Regions from separate parts of the Homo sapiens genome. Here region 1 is linked to region 2. A link is a loop called in an ENCODE intact Hi-C map of the cell type or tissue named here. Cell type or tissue: CD4-positive, alpha-beta T cell. All regions are shown on one strand. Links, peaks and the distances in the headings refer to the core of each region. The heading gives the core; the rest is flanking DNA.

Region 1 (2,911 bases), core at 272-2,771, 560 kb before region 2:
TGACCAGATCCATGCCCTCCTTCCCCTGGCCTAATGCTGCAGATCTCAGGATGTCAAAGGGGGTGATGTCAGACAGTCATGCTGGGTGGGAATGGCTCTGAAAGCCTGCAGCCCCTTCCTCGCATGGAGCCTCAGCTTCCTCGCCTGTAGGTTGGGATGATCCGACAGAGGCATTGTGAGTCTCAGCTGAGCTATAACTCGTGAGAAAGCTTTTCGGACACATAGCAGGCAAGGCCTCCCAGGTTGGAGGACAGGAAGGGAGCCTGTCTGAGTAGGGAAGGGAGCTGGCCGTGTCCACAGCCTCCAACCCTCGGCCTCAGCCCCGGCCCACAGCTGGGCCTGGACTCCTGCTCGTGGCCGCCCCTCTCATGGGTCTGCGGGGATTTCTCTGCTCCAGGCTGACCCCTTCCTTGCAGAGGAGGCTTCTGTTGCCCGTCCGCTCTGCTGGGCCTGGGCTATTCTCTGTGTTTGTGTGTGTGGGGGTTGGGGATAGGTGGGGGTCCTCTTGGATTCTGTGATGGAGGGAATCCTGGCGTCCCTGTGGAGTCAGCCTGGGCCGCCGCCGGCTCAGCCGTCCTTCCCAGAGCCTCTGCAGCCCTTCTGGCTGCCGTTGCCTGCAGATTCCCGGCGAATGGTGCTCCTGAGACCGCTATGGGCCCAGGCTGCGTCATTCCCACCCTCCCTGAGCTCTGGGACTAGCTGGGCAGGGCTCCAGCCCTGGGAACTCCGCCTGCTGCTTTTTTCCCCTTCTTCGAAATTTCACTGTATGATTCAATGAAATGTCCTCTGCTTCCCGTCACCTGGCTTGGCTAAGCTGACCTTGTAGTGTGGAGCAGAGAGCACTGGACCTGGAGCTCAGGTGCTGGCATGCGTTCTGCCTTGGATGTCCTGTGTGACCGCAGGAGAGCGCCTTTACCTCTGTGGGCCTCGGTTTTTCCATCCGTAAAATGGACTGGGAGGATGGTAGTGAGGGTGTGTCTAGCAATAGAAGAGGGGAGAATGAGAACTGCCTCTGCACCCTCTCATGCCTGTCTTCTCTCTCTATGGTGGCCACTGTCTCTTCCTTCTTTGCAGAGATGTTTACCCAGGGGTCTAAGCCAGAGCTTCCTTCTCTGCCCTCCCTGCCAAGCCAGCGTACAGATCACTGGTCCCAGGGTCGGCTGTGGTAGCCCTAGGTTGGAACACACCCCTGGTTCCAAGAAGGTCCCCGTCTAATATGTGAGTCCACAGGTCCTTCCTTCACTATCCTCCCCACCCAGGCTAAAGGCTGAGGCACCCCCCACCAGGTGGGGCTTCACCACTAGAGGGCGCCCACCCCCCCACAACTTGATTAAAAAAATAAAACCCAAACGGCCTACCCCAACTAAACGTAATCGTTACAGCAATTATTGAGCATTTATTATGTGTCAGGTGCTGTACTAATCCCTACAACACCCCTAGAAGGTATACAGTGACATCATTCCCACTTAACAGATGACAAGACCGAGGTCTGGAGAAGTAAAATGACTCACCCAAGACCACCCAGCTGGTCAGTGACAGAGCTGGGACCAGCAACCAGGTCTAAGCAGTGGAGTCCCAGGCCCAATGCAGAGGCCTCATGGCACCCAGAGTCAGCCACTGCAGTGGGGAGGATGGCTGGGATGGGAGCTGAAGGTGGAGGCTAGGATTGATGAGATCAGAGACCACCAAAGGAAACGTTTGTAAACCTTCACAAAATTCGGCAGCTTTTCAAAATAATGATAATGGTAGGTTACATCCATAGAGCACTCACCATGTGGCAAACACAATACCAAGAGTTCTATATACACAATCTCCCCTAATACTAGGAACAACCCAAACGGGGGTATGTTCCAGTATTATTTCTGTTACAGATGGGGAGACTGAGGATCAATGAGGTGAAGTGTCTTGCCCAACCTTGCTCATTTGAACCCAGGTCTCTTTGCCTCTGGAGCTTGTGACTTAACTTCTGCATTCTGCTGCTTTTCTCCTTTAGAAGAATCTTATCCAGAATCCCAACATTTAAGAGATAAAAGTGGGTGGAAGCAGAGGAGGTGGGGGTACAGGAGCCTGAAGCTTTCCAGGCCAGTTTGAAAAGCCCTGATCGAATGCCCCCCTCTCCAAGCCCCAGACAGGAGCAGGGACTTGCCCACGGGCCCAGAGCTGGTTAGGGGTAGAGCCCCCAGACCACTACTTGCTCCCTCTGTGGGTGCTACCTTGACTTTGAGATAAGGTCCAGGCCTCAGGTGACAGGGGTAGATGCTTTAATCTTTGGCCTCAGCAACTGGGCAGAGAACCTTATATCCCTGATGAAGAGACTTCCACCCTGACTAGAGACTCTGGGACATGTCGGCTGTCATAGGCAGTGGCAGCCGAGGGGTGGCTTGGGGGATGGACATGTGGGTCCCCTAAATCTCCATCAGTCTTTCCCCCAAGCCATAGTAAACAAGAGGCCCTTTTCTCACCTCTGAGTAGTGTGCAGTCCCAAACCCCCTCCTGGGTAGGATCCTGGGTCCTGGAGCAGACTGTGGTCATGTGAGTTGAATCAATGACCCCCTGGCTGTGTGTCTAGCTTGGGAGCACTAGGGGGGGATATGGTCTCCGTACCATGCGAAGTCCTGTTTCTGTGTAATGCAGTGAATTCCTACCCAGGTCCCACCTGGGATTCACCTTGTTCTTTTGTAGGAGTCGAATCTCTGCAATTGTCTGACTTCTGCAGTGATGCTGGGGGAATTAAATGTAGCTGCAGTATGTACAAGACATATCCTGCAGTGGGGGAACACTGTCAGGTGGGTCCCGCTGGGGCTGGGGACATGGGAACCAATAATGTGTGTGAAGCACTTAGTGGGGACCAGGCCCAGGGCTCAGCATGATCACTCTGAATCCATACAGCAGCCCTGCAAGGTAGGCACTC
Region 2 (2,911 bases), core at 102-2,601:
ATGATAACTAACTCACTTCTGCAATAATGGTATTAGTCCATTCATGAGGGCAGAGCCCTCATGACCTAATCACCTCTTAAAGATTCCACCTCTCAATATCCTTATAGTGGCAATTAAATTTCAATGAGTTTTGGAGGGGACATTTACACCATAGCAAGGCGTCAGCTAAAAAGTCCTACTTCCGGCCGGGTACAGTAGCTCACGCCTATAATCCCAGCACTTTGGGAGGCCAAGGCAGGCGGATCATGAGGTCAGGAGTTCGAGACCAGCCTGACTAACATGGTGAAACCCCGTCTCTACTAAAAATATAAAAATTAGTCTGGCGTGGTGGTGGTGCATGCCTGTAATTCCAGCTACTCAGGAGGCTGAGACAGGAGAATCGCTTGAACCCGGGGGGTGGAGGTTGTAGTGAGCCAAGATCACGCCACTGCACTCCAGCCTGGGCGACAGAGCTTGATTCCATTAAAAAAAAAAAAAGTCTTACTTCCTCCCCTCATGGAGCCTGCAGTCTTCCCTTTCCTTCTGAAAGCCTCAAACCTCTGTGGCCAAAAAACTCTTTTAACCTCATCTCAGTCTTTTTCAGCTGGTCTCTTGAATTGCTAAGGCCATGATTTCAACTGTCCTTCCCCTGAGTAAACTCCCCTTCTTCTGACTGCCCTTGGGATAGATAAGTGTTTTAGCCTGGCATGTTAGTCTGGACCTGTCCATCTCTTCAGCCTCATGACCCATAAAGCATTTACCCTAAACGATATCGCAGTCTCTGAATGCACACGTTCTGGCACATACTAGTTTGTCTTCCAAGACTCAGCATCACCTTCTCTGGGAAGTCTTCCCTGATTCTCCCAGGCAACGTCAGTCTGAACTTACACTCTGCTTTTCCAGGTCTGTTTCCCTACAAGGACAAGGAGACAGTGTCAGTGTCTTACTCATCTCGGCATCTCCAGCACATGGTGCTTAAGAGGTGTCGAATGAGGAATGATCTCATTTCCCGAGTCCTAAGAATCCTCTAATGCACTGTTGTTTTGTCAGTTTCATGAATTATTTTTCACTAGAACCTCAATCATTTTTCTAGCCCTTAATGGCAGGCAGGCCGGCTGCTTATTTGTTTGTATCCCCCAGACAGTAATCAATGTGAACTCCGCACTGACCTTGTGGCTGCGGCCTGCCCCCTGCTGGTCAGAAGGTTTCTGGGACAGAGACAACTCAAGGCTGAAGAAACAGGGGTTCTAAATCATTTTTTGCGCCGTGGACTCCTTTGGCATTCCACAAAGAATATGAATCCCTTCTCAGAATAATGCATATTTTTTGAGACAGTCTCGCTCTGTCGCCCAGGCTTCAGTGCAGTGGCACGATCTCGGCTCACTGCAACCTCTGCCTCCTGGTTCCAGCCATTCTTATGCCTCAGCCTCCCGAGTAGCTGGGAATACAGGTGTGCCACCACGCCTGGCTAATTTTTGTATTTTTAGTAGAGACGGGGTTTCACCATGTTGGTCAGGCTGGTCTCAAACTCCTGACCTCAAGTGATCCACCCGACTCGGCCTCCCAAAGTGCTAGGATTACAGGCTTGAGCCACTGCGCCTGGTGGCTTCTCAGAATAATATTTTCAAGTGTGTAATATAAAGCACATAGATTACAAATGAAACCAATCATATGGAATACAGGTAACAAAATACTGGAAAACCTGTATATATTTTGTATGTGATATATATGCCCATGTAATGTGATATATGGATGTATATACACATATGCACGTTAAATAACAAGATCTAGTAATAGGTCTAATAGCTACTGTAATTTCAAAGTGATAAAAATATTTTGAGATCTCTACCACAGCTGCAATGTGATATGAAATATCTGGGATTTCTACTGGTGACAGTCACAGCTACTGCTAATACTACTACAGTTTGTAGTAAAACTAAAGACCAAATCTTTTGCCATCCAGATACCAAGACACCCTGAATTCTACATATGGATCCATTGTGGGAAGAGTCTATGGACCCAAAGTTAAGAAAGCCTGAATCGTGTTTCAGAGGCATGGCAGACAGATTCTTTTAAATACGGCAGGGATGGCTAGTGGCTAGGCATCTGTACGACCCTTGATTAGTTCAAGTGGCAGTTGAGTGAGACACGGGAGGTATGCCAGAAACACCTCTGGCAGAAGGTCCAGGTTTGAACCTTATAGGCGTCACTTACAGTGTTTTGAGAACTGGCTTGACCCTTCCCTTTGCCTAGTGCCCATTTCCTCATCTAGAAAATGAGAATGAGCCTGGTGTGGTGGGGGGTGGCTCACACCTGTAATTCCAGCTGTTTGGGAGGCTGAGACAGGAGGATTGCTTGAAGCCGGGAGTTTGAGACCAGCCTGGGCAACATAGTGATCCCCCCTGCCCTGTCGCCTGTCTCCACAAAAAAAAGCCAGGCACCGTGGCTCATGCCTATAATCCTAGCTACTCAGGAGGATAAAGTGGGAGGATCATCTGAGCCCAAGAGTTTGAGGTTACGGTGAACCATGATCATGCCACTGCACTCCAGCCTGGGTGATAGGGAGACCCTGTCTCTAAAAAAATAATAAATACATAAAATGGGAATGATGGTGTCTTCCTCCGATTGTTGAAAGGATTCAGTACATTAACAGGTGAAAACTTTTTGGGGTCAATGAATGTTTGTTGTTAAATGAGAATGATATTAAATGTCTGTAGAGAACATGCCCCATGACATGCTCTCTCTCAGCCAAGCATAATGTCTTTCCAAAGAGAAACCCGAAGTCTGAGCTGCCGTATGACCTGGGAGGCACCTGCGTACTTGGAAGATAAGCCCTTTCTTGCCGGGTGAGTATGGTTAAGTGTGCCCTGCTTTCCACCCCAATCCAAAAGAACAACCTGAACGGCAAATAACCTTGTTATTTTATTAGAAG

What was found. Peaks named below come from ENCODE experiments on the same cell type or tissue, not always from the same donor. Only the 100,000 strongest peaks of a DNase experiment are listed, where the experiment ranks them.
Region 1: it touches region 2 in a loop (4-fold over the local background); 4 of 110 quality-filtered maps call a loop at or near these places.

What each region holds. Positions count from the first base shown.
Region 1 is chr5:171,483,304-171,486,214 of GRCh38, forward strand. All of the region lies in intron 2 of LOC105377721 (a long non-coding RNA gene), which reads right to left. Among named protein-coding and RNA genes, the nearest start is that of FGF18, 65 kb to the left of the region's middle. In CD4-positive, alpha-beta T cell, for the core only: CTCF peaks have their summits at 1,291 (motif pointing right) and 1,490; a DNase peak (open chromatin) is centred at 1,278.
Region 2 is chr5:172,039,191-172,042,101 of GRCh38, forward strand. STK10 (serine/threonine kinase 10) reads right to left here. Exons shown (of 19, transcript NM_005990.4): 19 at 2,889-2,911. Among named protein-coding and RNA genes, the nearest start is that of FBXW11, 34 kb to the left of the region's middle. In CD4-positive, alpha-beta T cell, for the core only: CTCF peaks have their summits at 1,170 (motif pointing left) and 1,371; a DNase peak (open chromatin) is centred at 1,161.